2 separate regions of the Homo sapiens genome follow, and region 2 is linked to region 1. A link is a loop called in an ENCODE intact Hi-C map of the cell type or tissue named here. Cell type or tissue: Calu3. All regions are shown on one strand. Links, peaks and the distances in the headings refer to the core of each region. The heading gives the core; the rest is flanking DNA. Region 1 has its middle 170 kb from the start of CLCN4. Region 2 has its middle 98 kb from the start of CLCN4.

Evidence for each region. Hi-C counts contacts between places; a loop is a spot of excess contacts. Peaks named below come from ENCODE experiments on the same cell type or tissue, not always from the same donor. Only the 100,000 strongest peaks of a DNase experiment are listed, where the experiment ranks them.
Region 2: it touches region 1 in a loop (14-fold over the local background); 3 of 110 quality-filtered maps call a loop at or near these places.

Annotation. Positions count from the first base shown.
Region 1 is chrX:10,323,331-10,331,669 of GRCh38, forward strand. No RefSeq gene overlaps it. Among named protein-coding and RNA genes, the nearest start is that of CLCN4, 170 kb to the left of the region's middle. In Calu3, for the core only: no CTCF peak of the experiment used is centred there; DNase peaks (open chromatin) are centred at 3,491 and 4,581.
Region 2 is chrX:10,250,827-10,259,165 of GRCh38, forward strand. No RefSeq gene overlaps it. Among named protein-coding and RNA genes, the nearest start is that of CLCN4, 98 kb to the left of the region's middle. In Calu3, for the core only: a CTCF peak has its summit at 4,139 (motif pointing right); a DNase peak (open chromatin) is centred at 4,075.

The DNA.
Region 1 (8,339 bases), core at 270-8,269:
AGAAGAGAAATAAACAAGGTGGGTTCTGTGATTGCTCTGGCTTTCTACCTGGAGTCACTTTCTGGAATATCACACAGTATTGGGGAACTCAAGTAGATCATGGCAGTCTCTATAAATTGAGGAAACAGAGATCAGAGTTCAGGAAGATTGGGCAGCTAAAATTTGCAGAGCAGAGTACTGGAGAGGAGAGAACTTGCAGAGACAGAGCTCTAGAAATATCCATGGACTCCTTGAAGTTTTGGCTCAACTGCATACACGTAGGATGAGATTCCATAAGAACCACTACTAGAGAGTGGTAAGCTGCACAATTCTCAGAGTTCACATGGGGCTGACCAACCTGAGTGGAGAGACCTCACAAAACACGTGGGCATTCAGTAGAGACCTAAAAGTGCTGAGCATGTGATTGAGACCTCTTCTTAGTAGTAGATAAAAACTGGCCCTAGACAAACCTAAACCCACCATAATAAAATTTAAAACCAAGCCTCGGAAGCATCGAACAGATTAACATATAATCACATGCTAAATAAAAACTCAACATTCTTTAAAAGAAGACAACAAAATCTGGAAAACAATGTAAAACTCATAATGTCTGGGATCTATTACAAAATTACAAAAAATGCAAATAACATTTAAATATGACCCATAATCAGGCAAAAACTCAGTTCATAGATACAAGCCCCAAAATGACGGAGATGATGTAATAAGCAGAAGACAAGGACTTTAAAACATAGTTATTATAAATATGGTGAGCAATTTCATAATGAACATAATGAGGAGAAAAATGGAAGATATAACAAGAGCAAAATTGAACTTCCGTAGATGAGAAATATGATTTCAAAATTCTCTTGGATGGCTTAATAGCAGGTTAGACACTGCAGAGGAAAATATCAGAGAACCTGAAGACATAGCAATAAAACCATTCAAACTACAGCACACAGAGGAAAAAGGGCTGAAAAAAGAAAATGGAACTTCAGTGACCAGTGGGACAATATTAAATAGTCTAGCATATGGACAGTTGGAGTCCCAGAAAGAGAGGGAGGCAGGAAAAATACTGGAAGAAATAATGTCCCCAAATTTTCTGTATTTAATGAAAACTATATATTCAAAGAATCTCAACAAAACCCAACCAGGGGAAACACAAAGGAAATCATATCAACGCATATCATAATCGACTTTCTGAAAACCAGTAATAAAGAAAAAATTAAAGAAGCAGATAGGGCAAAAAGACATGTTATATATAGGAAATGTTGTAAGAATAACTGCTGACCTCTCAACAGAAACAACAGAAGCCAGAAGAAAAGGCACATCTTACAGGGCTTAAAGAAAAATTGGTCAATCTAGAATTCTATATTAATGAAAATATACTTCAAAAAAAAGTGAAATGATAATCTTTCAGACAAACAAAAGCTGAGAGAATTTGTTGCCAGCAAGTCTGTCCTACAAGAAATCTTAAAGGATGTTCTTCAGGCTGAAGAAAAATAATACCAGATGGAAATGTGGATCTACACAAAAGAATGAACAGCACAGGGTGTGGTGAATATTTGCGTAAATACAAAATAGGCTTTCTCCTTTGAAAAAAAAAAACCACAGTTCTGTAACAGATAATTGACCGTTTAAAGAAAAAAAAAGTAATGTATTGCAAGTCAAGTTGTCTCCTACATAGAAATAAAATGTATGGCAGCATCAGCACAAGAACAGGAAGGGGGACCCAGAAGGCTCCTGTGTGAATGTTGGCACACTATCTGTGAAGTGTCTTGATGGTATTTAAAGTGGAGTGGGACAAGTGAAAGATGCATATTACAAACCCAAGAGTAACCACTAAAAAACTAAAAGAGGAATGACTAATAAGCTCACTGTGGAGATAAAGTGAGGCAGGAAAAGAAAAAAAAATAACAAATTGAGACAAATAGAAAATAAATAGAAATCTAGTTAGATTTAAACCCAACCATATTTATGATCCCATTAAGTGAAATGGTCTAAATATTCCAATTAAAAGGCAAAGATTGCCAGACTAGATAAGAGATGCACTTTAAATATATTATAAAAACAGGATTTTAACATGAAAGGTGCAAAAGCTGCCACATAGTGTGTGAAATAAAAACCCAAAATTTGGGAGAAGATACTTGAACCTCAAGAAATTGAAGAAGGATTATTATCCAGTGTATAAAAATAACTCCTATACGTGAATAAGAAAGAGGTAAATAATCCAATAGAAACAAAAGAGAAAATATTTATGGAAGAACTTCACAGAAGAAAAACCAACCAACATATGAACATATGCCAACTGTATCATAATCGGGAAGTACAAATTAATCTAGGACAGAACAATTTTAATTTAATATATACCTACGAGATTTTAAGAAGTGGAGCAATAATGCACTTCTGCACTGTTGGTGGTGCTGTAAACTTGATCATTTTCTTGGGAAAATATGTTTGCATTATCTCAAAAACTTGAAGATACACATGCTCTATGACTCAGAAGTTCCATCCTAAAGTACAATCCCTTGAGAGATTCTTGGGCTTGTATATCAAGAGACATGAACATGAATTAAAAAGCAGTATATTTATAACAGCAATAAAACTGGTTACAACCTAAACATCCATCAACATTGCACAGATAAATAAAGTTGCAATATATTCACACAATAGGAGACTATACTACAATAAAAATTAATAAACTAAAACTACACTCAACAGCATACATGAATTTTAGGAACATAGTATTAACAAAAGTAAATTGTAGAATCATACATTAGGATGATTGTGTTTAATTTTCAAAAAATTCCTCTCATACATGACTCATACAATTATGGGAGGAATGTGTAGAAGGAAAAATTATTCAATTCACAAAAGAGAACCAGCAGGATGGCAAAGCTGCTTCTAAGACCACTTGAGGAACAGAGATTTATGTAGTCGCGAGAAGGCTGAAATGCATTTGCAAAGTTAAGAGACAAAACTGGTTATATCCCACAGGGCAATAAAATAATAACCTTTGGGGTTATCTTCTCTACCCAGCAGAAATACATTTCATCTATACTGGAAAAAAAATGTGCAAGTCAACATGTAACTTTCCAGAGCCTGGGCCCTGGTCAATAGTAGATAAAGAGAATTATAGTCATCTAGAGAATTTAATGCTCCTTGATTAGCCTGTTGGGTAATGTTCCAGTATGGCATTGAAAGGACACGAGGTCAGTTGTAAGTTGTGTGTACATTTTTCTTAACAATTAAGTTTATAAGAATTTCAAAAAACTTAAAACCAAACAATATTTTCACAAATACAAGTGATAAAAACTACAAGCAAGAAATGACAAACACAAAATTCAGAATAGGATTTACCTCTAGAGCAGTGGTTCTCAACTAGGGGTGATTTTGGTTCCTGTGGACATTTGGCAATATCTGGAGACTACTGTGGACATTTGGCAATATCTGGAGACTACTGTGGACATTTGGCAATGTCTGGTTACTACTGGGGGAGAGGGTGCTACTGACATCTAGTGGGTAGAAGCCAGGGACGACGCTGATGAACATTTGACAATGCACAGGACAGCCTGTACAGCAAAGAATTATCTGGTCTCAAAGATTAGTAGTGCTGAGGTTAAGAAACCTTGAGAAAGGGAGTGAATTTGGGGTGAGGCACATAGGGAACAAAATAATGGTAACATTCATTTTCTGAAATTGATTCAGTGATGCAAACACATGAATGTATTTTGAAATGATTTTAAAAACATGTAGTTTTTTAAAATTTCTACTCAATAATTAATAAACACAATAAAGAAGAAAATGGGACTGGATGCGGTGGCTCACGCCTGTAATCTCAGCACTTTGGGAGGCCAACGTGGGAGGACTCCTTGAGCCCAGAAATTTGAGACTAGCCTGGACAACATAGACCCCATCTCCACAAAAAATACAAAAATTAGCAAGATGTGGTGGCACATGCCTGTAGTCCCAACTACTCGGTAGGCTGAGGTGAGAGGATTGCTTGAGCCCAGGAGGTCAAGGCTGTAGTAAGCTTTGTTCACGCCATTGCACTTCGGCTTGGGTGACAGAGTAAGAACCTGTCTCAAATAAATAAGAAGAAAATGTTGGGTCAACAGAACTTTGGACTCCTTGGACATGCAGGTTGGGGATGAACTTTCTGTTTTGAGCAATTGGATAAATGGTGGTACCATTTAAGACTACGCTTTTTTTTCCTAAAAGAAAAGGCTGCTCAGAACCTATTTCTAGACACTTAGCATTTTATTGAGACGGAAAAACAGCTCTTCACAATTAGAAATATTGTGAAGATGACCGTAAATGCAGACTGCATTTGTGAACTACGACAAACCTACTAACTTTGAGATTTGTGAGTCAATGTCGTTTTAAATCCTGCTGGCCATGAGTCACTGTTTCACCTTCCCTTGGGGAGAGTCAAAAGAGTAAATCCAGCAGTGAGGCCGAGACCTTTTAGCACTGGAAACATCAAATGAGCAGAGGCCCCCAAGATGTCACAGCTCAGGCGCCCGTTAGCTGGCTTCAATGCCCTCCCGGAGCTAGCTGGCAGCATGAGTCAGCGTCAACTAGAGGATGGAGGCAGGTGAAAGCAATTCCCAGTAAGCCCAAAGCCCAGACCAATCAGATTCTCCAGGGGGTGGGCCTAGGGCATTTCTGGCTTCATTCTGAACTCCCACATAAGTTCGTGGTTACCCTGGGCTTTAAATGAATGAAAATCAAGTTTTCTGTGATTACAAACAAATGCTATATTTGGTGCCACAGGTGCAGAGAGCTGAAGGTCTGCTATGTGTATCTTATACTGGAATGAACCGGAGGAGACAGAATGAGATATGGAATTTAGGGAAACGTGATCTTTTTTACTTTTGGATTATGCTCTGATTTCCCCCTTAACCATGTAGTTGAATTTTCACACATGATAACAATAATTTTTCTTGCAGCAGATGGGGCCTTTTATGAAAGGGGTTTGCACCTTATTTTATCTTTCATAAGTCTAAAAATTATACGTAAAAACCCCAAATGTGAGCAGCTCACCTAAACTCTGCCAACCCTTTGTGTTTTTAAACAGCCAACCCGGAGGCAGTGGGACTAGTCAAGTCTTAAAAATGTGTAATGACCCTCATTACAGAAATTTGAAATGCTGTCCAATCTCAACCCAAATTTTTTTTGGGGAAAAAGTCTGCCCAATGCTAGGTTTGGGCACAGCAGGATGATACGCTGTGAGTCCAAAGGCCAAGCCAACAGCAGCTCCACGAAGGTAGAGCTCGCTCACGGTTCATTCCATTTAAAACATGTGCCATATTTGAAAATGGGATCCCTACCTGAGTACACTCCCCTGGTAAAGATAACAGCTGTGGCCTTCATCTAATAGGATTGTTTTCCTGGATTTCAGCAGAGTTTTGAAAGTCTCAATATATAAAAGATGAAAAAGAGGGAAAGATCCCTTTCAGAAGTAGCCATCATGCTTGGGAAAATTCTTGGGTCACAGAATGGCAGAGACTGAAAAGTTTTCTACCCTGAATTTGAAGGACAGGAATGTATGTAATGAAAGACTGGGTATTAAAAGAATTCTGTCCCACCCGTTAAGTCCCTGTGTGATCCTGAAATTTTCTCCTCCTTGCTCTTGATCCACTTTCCTATTTTGTGAGATAAGTGTTTCAGACCTGTAATCTCTGGGGTCCCTTCCATCTGTAGCACTCCATGATTCTAACAGCTAATGAAGTTTCATCTGCCAGAATATTCTTTCTTCTCCCACTTTGCTTGCGTTTTAGGGTTCATATGAAGCTATAAAAATTGTATCTATAAGGCTTACTGCCTATAAATTTTGCTGTTAGCCCAATGTATGTGAAGTGGCTCAAATGAATTTTGGCAAATTTTGGTGTGGGTCATTGGACCTCAGAGATGGGAAGTGGTGATGGAAATGGAAGAAATGAAGGGAGATTTAGCCCCTTCTTTGGGTTTGTTTAAAGGCCAGTCAGTGCACAGAGAAAATGATGGATGAATAGGACAGACCTTACCCAGACTTCACAGAGAAAGACAAGACTGGGCGTGTACTTGGTGCTGGGCAGAGGACAGCAAAACCACTCCATGAATGTCTGGTTTGTGGGAAGCGAGCATGGCTGAAATTTATCATAGTCCAGTTGTATTGCTTATCTATTGCTGTGTTTGTGTCTCGTGGCATGGCTTAACTGGGTCCACTGCAAGGCTGTATCAGAGTGGTGGCCAGGGAGGTCGGGGCCTCCCAGGTGCAGGTGGGGGTTCTTCCCAGCTCATTCAGGTTGTTGGCAGCATGCAGTTCCCAGCAAGTTGCTGAGCTGAGGGCCCCAGTTTCTCCCAGGCCGATGGCCACTTAGCCACATGGTTCTGTCCACAGGCAGCTCGCAACATGGCAGCTTGCTTTTTCAAAGCCAGCAAAGAGAGAGGGAGATGCCAAGGAGACGGGCACTCTGTCAGGTACAGGTAATCATGTCCCTCCTATCACCTTTGCCATAATGAATCTAACCACTCTATAAGAGGCAAGTTGCAAGTCCTACCTACACTCAATCAGAGGGAGTTACACAAGAGCGTGGACACTGGGGCCGAGGCAGGGGGGAACGGGGAGCCACACTAGAGCCCATCTGCCACACCAGCTACTCCCAGGGTGGTCCCTGATAATTAATTATGTAATCAAGCCACTAATCCACTAAACAGACATCCACTGGGCATTTATCATAGATTGGCCCTGTGCTGGGTGCTAGAGCACACAAAGAAAAAGAGCCATGGTCCCTGTTGCGGGAGTACCCAGATGAGGGGGGGATGCCAGCTTCCTCCCACACTTCAGTTCTGCTGTTCTGTGGGTGACTGCGGTGACATTGCAGCTGCAGCTGTGCTGAGCCTATGTTTGGCACTCTCCTCCACTCGGGACTGCTAGGCTGGCTGGGAGCTCCTCAGCCTTCAGAGTGTGTTGTCTCAATGGCCTCCAAAGCTCGCAGCTCCTCCTCTTGGTCACCTGTGGCCGGGCTGCCCCTGCTCGGCCCTGACTCACTTCCCAGGAGCCAGAGGGCCCTCCCCGGAGTCCATCCAGCCCCTTCTCAGAGCTCTTTTCCAGAACCTCTGCTGGTGTGGTAGGTCAGGCTGTGGGGTGGGGATGCTGCATGTTCCTCAAGGTTTCTCTAGACCCAATCCATCCACCTTTGCAAGTAAGTCACACCCCTTCTCAGAAGATGTGGAATCTGAGATGATTCACGTGAAGGTGATTTTGAGGAAAAACCTATAGGTCAGGGGAGACATGGTACTAGGTTGTGGGGACTAGTGAGGGTGCGGCATCAAACCAAGCCCCATGGAGGGAAGCTCTGGAGACAGAGGAGTTATATTCAGGGCAAGGGACCTGGGGACATTAATTAATTGCCCCATTTCACATATTGCTCTAACACTGTATTTAAATTTCCCCTTAGTATGAGTTCTAACTTAGTCTTTAGAATTTCGATTGAGAACAGGTTTGTCAGTCTCATCACTATTGACATTTGGGGCCGAATCATTCTCTGTGGTGAGGGTCATCCTGTGCACTGCAGGATGTTTGGCAGCATCCCCGGGATCCACAAACTAGATGTAAGGAGCACCCCCTTCTAGTTGTGACAACCAAAAATGTTTCCAGACATTGCCAATTGTCCCCGCGGGGGCTGGGGGTGGGGACAAAATTGCCTCTGGTTGAGGACCACTGCTTGAGACTGAAAACCCTGCTAAACCTGGACTCTATGTTTCTTGCATGGCACTGCAAGTGATCAGGAAGGGGCAAGCATTGCAGGTTTCCCGTCTCCATTATTGAACTAGAAACTTCTTGAGGGTACACCTTGTCTGCCTCAAATAGTGCCCATACTGGTTGCAAAAAAGGTAAAAAATTAAAGGAAACCCCTTCCTATCAAATACAATTTTAATCAGAATCATCTAGTCAGTGATATTGTACATCTAGATGCCTTAGATGCTTGTTGTTGAGTACCAGTTTCTGCAGCAAAAGAGAGAAGGCTCCACCCCACACAAGTCTCCACTGGGTACTAAAGAGTCCACCGCCTGTCTCCAGAAATAGTAAATGATGAGATCTTGAAGGAAGAGAATCGACTACCTATTTAGTCACAACCTGAAACAATATGAATGGAAAGATAAGCCAGATGGAGACTTTTTCAACTCCTGTCTATAAACATTATCATTTTTACTGTGGTTGCTCTCCCTCTTCCCATCGTGTATACCCTCTGCAAATAGAAAAAGGAGAGGTGGAAACTTCTCCCTCCCTCCCTTCCTTTCTTCCTCTTCCTCTTCACCCACCCTCCCCACACACACTTCTTCCTTTTCCTTTGATTCTGTTTTGCTGAATTATA
Region 2 (8,339 bases), core at 140-8,139, 73 kb before region 1:
GTTTTCTTCTAGGGTTTTTATGGTTTTAGGTCTAACATTTAAGTCTTTAATCCATCTTGAATTAATTTTTGTATAAGGTGTAAGGAAGGGATCCAGTTTCAGCTTTCTCCATATGGCTAGCCAGTTTTCCCAGCACTATTTATTAAATAGGGAATCCTTTCCCCATTGCTTGTTTTTCTCAGGTTTGTCAAAGATCAGATAGTTGTAGATATGTGGCATTATTTCTGAGGGCTCTGTTCTGTTCCATTGGTCTATATCTCTGTTTTGGTACCAGTACCATGCTGTTTTGGTTACTGTAGCCTTGTAGTATAGTTTGAAGTCAGGTAGTGTGATGCCTCCAGCTTTGTTCTTTTGGCTTAGGATTGACTTGCGGGCTCTTTTTTGGTTCCATATGAACTTTAAAGTAGTTGTTTCCAATTCTGTGAAGAAAGGCATTGGTAGCTTGATGGGGATGGCATTGAATCTACAAATTACCTTGGGCAGTATGGCCATTTTCATGATATTGATTCTTCCTACCCACGAGCATGGAATGTTCTTCCATTTGTTTGTATCCTCTTTTATTTCATTGAGCAGTGGTTTGTAGTTCTCCTTGAAGAGGTCCTTCACATCCCTTGTAAGTTGGATTCCTAGGTATTTTATTTTCTTTGAAGCAGTTGTGAATGGGAGTTCACTCATGATTTGGCTCTCTGTTTGTCTGTTATTGGTGTATAAGAATGCTTGTGATTTTTGTATGTTGATTTTGTATCCTGACACTTTGCTGAAGTTGCTTATCAGCTTGAGGAGATTTTGGGCTGAGACGATGGGGTTTTCTAGATATACAATCATGTCATCTGCAAACAGGGACAATTTGACTTCCTCTTTTCCTAATTGAATACCCTCTATTTCCTTCTCCTGCCTGACTGCCCTGGCCAGAACTTCCAACACTATGTTGAATAGGAGTGGTGAGAGAGGGCATCCCTGTCTTGTGTCAGTTTTCAAAGGGAATGCTTCCAGTTTCTGCCCATTCAGTATGATATTGGCTGTGGGTTTGTCATAGATAGCTCTTATTACTTTGAGATACGTCCCATCAATACCTAATTTATTGAGAGTTTTTAGCATGAAGGGTTGTTGAATTTTGTCAAAGGCCTTTTCTGCATCTATTGAGATAATCATGTGGTTTTTGTCATTGGTTCTGTTTATATGCTGGATTACATTTATTGATTTGCGTTTGTTGAACCAGCCTTGCATCCCAGGGATGAAGCCCACTTGATCATAGTGGATAAGCTTTTTGATGTGCTGCTGGATTCGGTTTGCCAGTATTTTATTGAGGATTTTTGCATCGATGTTCATCAAGGATATTGGTCTAAAATTCTCTTTTTTTGTTGTGTCTCTGCCAGGCTTTGGTATCAGGATGATGCTGGCCTCATAAAATGAGTTAGGGAGGATTCCCTCTTTTTCTGTTGATTGGAATAGTTTCAGAGGGAATGGTACCAGCTCCTCTTTGTACGTCTGGTAGAATTCGGCTGTGAATCCATCTGGTCCTGGACTTCTTTTGGTTGGTAAGCTATTAATTATTGCCTCAATTTCAGAGCCTGTTATTGGTCTATTCAGAGATTCAACTTCTTCCTGGTTTAGTCTTGGGAGGATGTATGTGTCGAGGAATTTATCCATTTCTTCTAGGTTTTCTAGTTTATTTGCATAGAGGTGTTTATAGTATTCTCTGATGGTAGTTTGTATTTCTGTGGCATCAGTGGTGATATCCCCTTTATCATTTTTAATTGTGTCTATTTGATTCTTCTCTCTTTTCTTCTTTATTAGTCTTGCTAGTGGCCTATCAGTTTTGTTGATCTTTTCAAAAACACCTTTGTTTTTAACTCATAAGATCCATTCAGACTTCTGCCTTCTGGAACTATGAGATAATAAATCTTTGATGTTTTAAGCCGCTAAATTTGTGGTAATTTGTTACAGCAGTGATACGAAACTAATACAACCACTATTCACATTTTTAAAAATTACATATTTTTGACTTGTGTTTTGGAGATCCAATGTCATTGTGATGTTTAGCTGTCCTTTTTGCTTTCAGAAATCAGCTTTGTGGACTACTGTAACCAAATCAAGGTCAGAGTTGGCTACTCTCTGAGGCTTTCTGTCATGAATCTGCTGGCGGCCTCTCAGGGCAGAGACCCTGACCTCGCATGTAGGTAGGTTATCTATTGCTGGGAGTGAGATCTGTGTTGATGGCATTTGCTGACTGTAGTTCAGTTATTTCTGGATTAACTTCTGCTTTTGATTACCCACACTATTTTTTTGTGTGGATAATCCTTTATCCAAATAATCAAAAATTCAATGCCCAAACATGCTCCATTTTGGGGCACTTGGAATCCAAAGGTTTTGTAGCTCTGCTCCTCTGGTAGTGCCTTCAAAGCATAAATCTTTAATGTTCTCACTAGATTGGTTGGCTAATTCATGAATGTTCTTCATTCTGGGTAATAAGAGCAAATATTTCCTGAACACTTTACTATGCCAGTCAAACTCTAGGCTGAGCCTGTTTGATGTTCATTACATTTTGAATACTCACTCTAAGCTGAGCACACCATGGCTACCCCCATTTTACAGATGAGAACATGAGGGCTGGAAAGGTTTTGTGGCTTGAGCATGCTCACACAGCTAGTGCAAGGCAGAGCTCTGCTCTGAAGCCAGGCAGCCTGATTCTCAAGCTCACACTTCTACCCAGCAACAGCACTGCTACACTCTTTTTGGAAGTGGCCCAAGTTCACTTCCAGAAACAGAGGTAAAGTTAACATCTTGCTTTAACTGGTAGTGGAAGAGGCCAAGAGTCAGGAGGCAGAAGCAATGCCTTTGTTGCACTTTCTCCGTGGCACACGCTTGTGTGACAGGAGGGACTCCCAGTGCGTGTGATGGTCACTAGTTTCTATTTCTAGGACATTGGTCTCACCTCCTACCTCACAAAAAAGTGAAGACAATCATTCTCTTAATGTTTTGTGATCAAAATGGATTAAAAAGGGTTCCTGCTGTGTCTAGTGGTGGTTTACAGAGAATGTCTGTGTCAACAAAATGTCTGCATCAACAAAAAAGAAAGTTCCTAGTCGTTTCTGCATTTCATCTCCCTCAGTTTGGTTGCATTTCCCATTTGCCTCACACGTCAATGGTATTCACCTACTGTTCAATTTGTAGGATGGCTGGGCAGCCTTCACAGAGCTCCAGAATTCCTTCCTTTCAGATTGGAGGGCATAGTGCTCACACAGTGGTTCTCAATCAGGAGCGATTTTGTTCCTCGGGGGACATTTGGCAATATCTGGAGACATTTTTGATTGTCACAACTGGGGTAGGACGCGACTGGTATCTAGTAGGTTGTATTCGTTTCCTGATGTTGTATGTATCAAACTACCACAAACTTGGTGGCTTAAAATAACAGAAATTTATTATCTCACAATTCTGGAGGCCAGAAATCTGAAAAGAAGATATCAGCAGGGTTGGTCCCTTCTGGAGACTCTGAGGGAGAATCCTTTCTGTGCCTCTCTCCTAGGTCTGGCTGGTCACTCGCGGTCATTGACATTCCATGGCTTATAGCAGCAGCACTCCAGTCTCTGTCTCTGACTTCACACGGCCTTCCCCTCTGTGTCTTTGCATCTCAAATCATCCTCTCATTTCTCTCACATGGACACCTGTCATTGGATTTAGGACCCACCCTAAATCCAGCATAATCTCATCCTGAGGTCCTTAACTTGATGACGTCTGCAAAGACATGCTATTTCCAAATAAGGTTACATTCACAGGTACTGGGGTTTAGGTCTTGGACGTATCTTTTCAGAGGACGCTATTCAGTCTGCTACATGAGTAGAGGCCAGGGAGGCTGAGATACATCTGACAGCACAGGACAGCCCTCTCACAAAGAGGCTGAGAAACTCTGCTCGAGTGAGAAATTTGATTGCCACAGAGAATACCTTTCCCTGTACTTCAAGCCCTTCAGCCAGCTGTGGTGTGCAGTGTGACCCAGTGCGGGCAATGCAGTCAGATGCCAGCTATTACCTCCTTTTTTTTTTCAAGTGTGAACAATCATTTCCAATGATTGGAGGCCATTTGTGCCCAGTAGGTGGCATTCAAATACCCCACATAACCAAGCCTGGTGTGCAGATGACACAACAGGTAAGAAATGAATGCAACTTGCAGAAGTTTGTGGATTCAGTTATGTAAATCTATAGTTTGCATCTTTCTCTTAAATGCATGTTACGAACCTCTGATTTCCCAACATAGGCCCTCAGGGCTTTCTCCTTCTCCAGCCTCCTCCTCACCTTAATGATTACTCTATTTGGATCCAGTGTTTTATGGGAATTTATACCAGGGGTCCTGAACTTTTCCTGCAAAGAGCCAGATAGTAAATATTTCGGGTTTTGCAGGCCAAAAGGCAAAACTGAGAATACCATGTGAATTCTGAGATAACGAGAGAGAAGTCCTGTGGCTCCCTGCCCCATTTGATTAGGGTGGCTGGTCCTGGATGGCAGGCAGCTTTCTGCCCAGGTGCCATCTACTGCAGACTTTCTCTAGGGGAAAAGTGACCGCCCTTTGAATCTGAACCATAGGCTCTGGGAGGAAGGGGGAGGGCCTGGATCTGGGGAAGGATCGCTACCATGATCTGTTTCGCTCTCTGCCCTGGTGACATTCTGGTGCACCCTTCTCTCCTTTTGGAGAACTGGGCCATCTGAACTTGGGCAGTTGACTGAAGGGTCCTGGACTGCTTGAAGCCCAGCAGTCGCCCACAGCAGAGACCTCACTGTGTAGGCGGTGTCCAGTGTGGGCCCTGATCAGTGCCACTGGCCTGGGAGGCAGGTTGTGGGAACAGAGGGGGAAATAGGGGGCAGAGGGTGATGCTCTGGCTGGTCTCCCCACTAACAGTGGCAGCTTGCTCCAGCAAGGTCTGTGGGCCACACAAACCCAGGTGGTGGGATGGATTTGGCCCACGGGCCATAATTTGCCAGCCTCTGGTTTGATTGTATGGCAGATACTCAATTAGTCCTTTTCAGCTTGAGAAACTGTGTATAACTCATTTGCAAATGTTGCAAATGAGTTGAAATGATGTTGAAAGCAGTAAGAACCATTTGACACCTCTGTGCTAAGCTAGTCCATAGGTTTTTTTTTTTTTTAATTTACCGATTAATACGTCAAGGCTTAGAAAAATGGGCACTGCCAAGCTTCTCTTTGCAAATTAACATGCGGACCAAAGAGATATCCAGGATCAGGGAGCTGAAACGAATGTTTTTGCCCTTTGCATCTTGAAGTTTAGCTCCTCTACTCCTCCACACCCCCAACCATCTTACTGGAGTACACAGTCCTGCAAAATGCAAGCACCAGGGATCCGATTCTATTTATTCTTGTGATACATAGTTCAGTTTTGGCAAACTAATGTTTTGGGAACAGTGACCAATGAATTTGTCTTGTCTTTTATGATATAATCTTCAAAGACAAATATTAGAAGCAGTATGTTTAGAAAGAATTAGAAGAGCAGTGAACTCCAACATCCAAAGTTTCAAATGTCGTGACTGTGTGCTGCCTATGCTAACTGTCTGGCATTTGCAATATGGATGCTTTGCTTAAGACAAAATGCTTTCCTAGTCAAAGCCCCAGAAAATTGTCTGCTATCACAGTATTGACTGCTGTCTGTCAGCAAGTATTTTTTCCTTGCTTAGAAACTTCATCAAAATGCCTTCTCAAAAATCAGCTGTCACCTCCCCTTCTATTCAGCTAACCTCACACTGTATCCTCCTTGGGATGCACACTTACTAATCCTCTTGAAGCCAAGTTAGACCAGGTTTGTGGGACGTCAGCTCTTGCCCTCTCCCTTTGGAAATCCCTCCTGATGCAATTTGAGCTGAAGACATTTCCAGAGTCCTTCATTGTGTGCAAATTCCAAATGAAATAGATTTCAGGTCTGTCACTCTGCCATGGAAGTAATCAATAGCCACCAGAAACGGATATTTTTAATGAAGAAATGGAAAATCTAGGATAACAAATGAGAGATTTGAGTCTAGGAGAGGGCAGAAAATGAGTTTTAGGCTCCGAAACCATGTTCCTGCCTCAGTCAAAAATAGCCTTTAGTGATCTGATTGGCACTGACAAAAGAGCTATCTCAGAGGGAAGATGCATGCCTATCTTGTGGCTGAAGATGCTGAAATGGCTCACTTGTACCTCCAGATCCAGATTCTTGCCAATGCCCAGACAGATGGGGGTCCCTGTGTGAGGAAAGGAGCACTCAGTGTGGGTCCTGCTACCTCCTGAATCCTTTTCCACCTTCTGTGGCACCTGCTATTTTGCTGCTGAGGTTTCTTCTGGGCCTATATGACATGCCCGTAATTTTGAGGTAAGTGACAATGAGCATTGCCCTCCTCCTACCCATAAATATGGGCTTGCAGGGCTCCAGCCTTGGCCTTCTCATCTGTACAAGCTCTGTCTGCTACCTTAGCCAGGGTCTTGGTTTTGACCATCCCTCCCCAGTCTCTGACCTTGGTCTATCTCCAGAACTCCAGATTGGCTTCTTTAACTTCCTGTTTGGATGCAGCTGAAGATCCCTCAGGCACTTCAAACTCAGTGTGCCATTTACAAGAGACACACTTTAGATTCAAAGCCACCGAAAGGTTGAAAGATTTCATATCTGGAGGCGATTTGGCATCTCCAGGGAGATTTGGCATCCCCATACCTGTGGGATGAGATGGATGAGGAGGAGTCAATTATGATACTTCATCTTACTAGAGCTAACTGGGAGGGTAGAGGGATGTTGGAAAGGTAGAAGTGGTGGTGGACCGTCATGGAGGTATGATGGTGACTTAGAAGAGGAAAATGGAGTTGTGTTGATAAGTTCTTTTTTGGTTGCAAATCACAAAGACTTAAATTAGCTTAAACACACACACACACACACTCCAAACCACCCCTCCCCCCACACACACACCAAAGGAAAAAAAAACTTTATAACTTTGTTGGCTCAAGGAACTGGGAAGTCCAAAGAAGTAGTTTGAAGAACAGCTGGATCCAGGTATTCAAACAGTGCTGTCATAGACTGGGTTCCCCCATCAAGGAGGCTGAGACAAAGGCTCGTGTGAGGGTAGTTTATTTGGGAGCAGCACGGGAAAGGGAATGCAAGAGACCTAAGAGAAGGATGCAAAAATGAGTTGGCTGGCACCATGGGAAACTGGAGCTCAACGCCATATGGGATCTTCAGGAGAGCCTTATAGAACCCATCTCAGGACTGCCCTTCTTGGTGACAAAGGGGGAAGCATTTATTCATCAGCTCTGTCCCTCATTCATCAAGTGTGGCCCCCTGGGTATTGGCACCCCTCATATGGATGGGTTGCACAGGTGAGTGCTGAGCCAGTTCAACAGGTGTCTTATGAGAGAGAAGCTACAGAGTAGAAAATGAACTCATTGCAGTCTCAGAGGAGTCTCAGGGTGGAAAACATTGTCAGGTTGCACCTGCATGAGGCTGGTCAAAGCCTACATGGAACTGGTGTCAGTAGCAGTTGGTGGAGTCAGGGCAGAGGCCAAGAGGATTTGAAGTGGCCCATAGGTGTCTTATCCGTAACCAGCAGGTCTCTATTTTCTTGTCTCTTGTTCCATCTCTTGATTCTGCTTGCCTCAGCCTGATTCTTAGAAAGGTATATCCACATGGTGACAAGACATCCCCAAGAAGCTCCAAGTTATATGGTCCTTAGAGTTACTGCAGAGAAAGAGACCTTGGCCACCCCATGCCTAATGTTCAAAATTGATTTGGATTGACCTATCCTGGGGTATGTGCTCAGTCTGTGGGAAAGAAAGGGGGTCTTAACTCCTTGCCCTGTTAGAATTACATGAATTTGAGAGTGGAGCTACTTCCCAGTGGAAGGGTGGCTGGTCACGGCAGATGTGAAGATATGATGCTTAGATCCTTTCTCAAGCTTCAAGAAAAAATCTTGCTGCTAAGCTTTGAGGAGTGTATTTCATTCGCTCTATTAGCTTTAGAGCCAAGGACATGCACTTCTTAGAGCAGTCGCTGGCCAAGGACTGAACAAGACAATAAAGGCTCTAGCCATTTCTGCCCAATGTGAGACTCCTCTAAGGGTAATCTTTACTCTAGAGCTCCCTGTTGGGTTGATGGAGAAGTTGCCAGGTCAACATCACAGTCTGGAAGCTTCCTCTGCCCAATTCTTCCTCAGGTGTTACTCTCCAACATACATGTTGCATTTCTAACTCCATCTCTGTGCGTGCTTCTTGGAGAACCCAGCTGACACACGGGCAGATGAAGAAATAACCAATGTTCTCTCAAGGGATAAGATAACTTGGAAGATGAAGGGAGGAGGAATGAGAAAATCCCA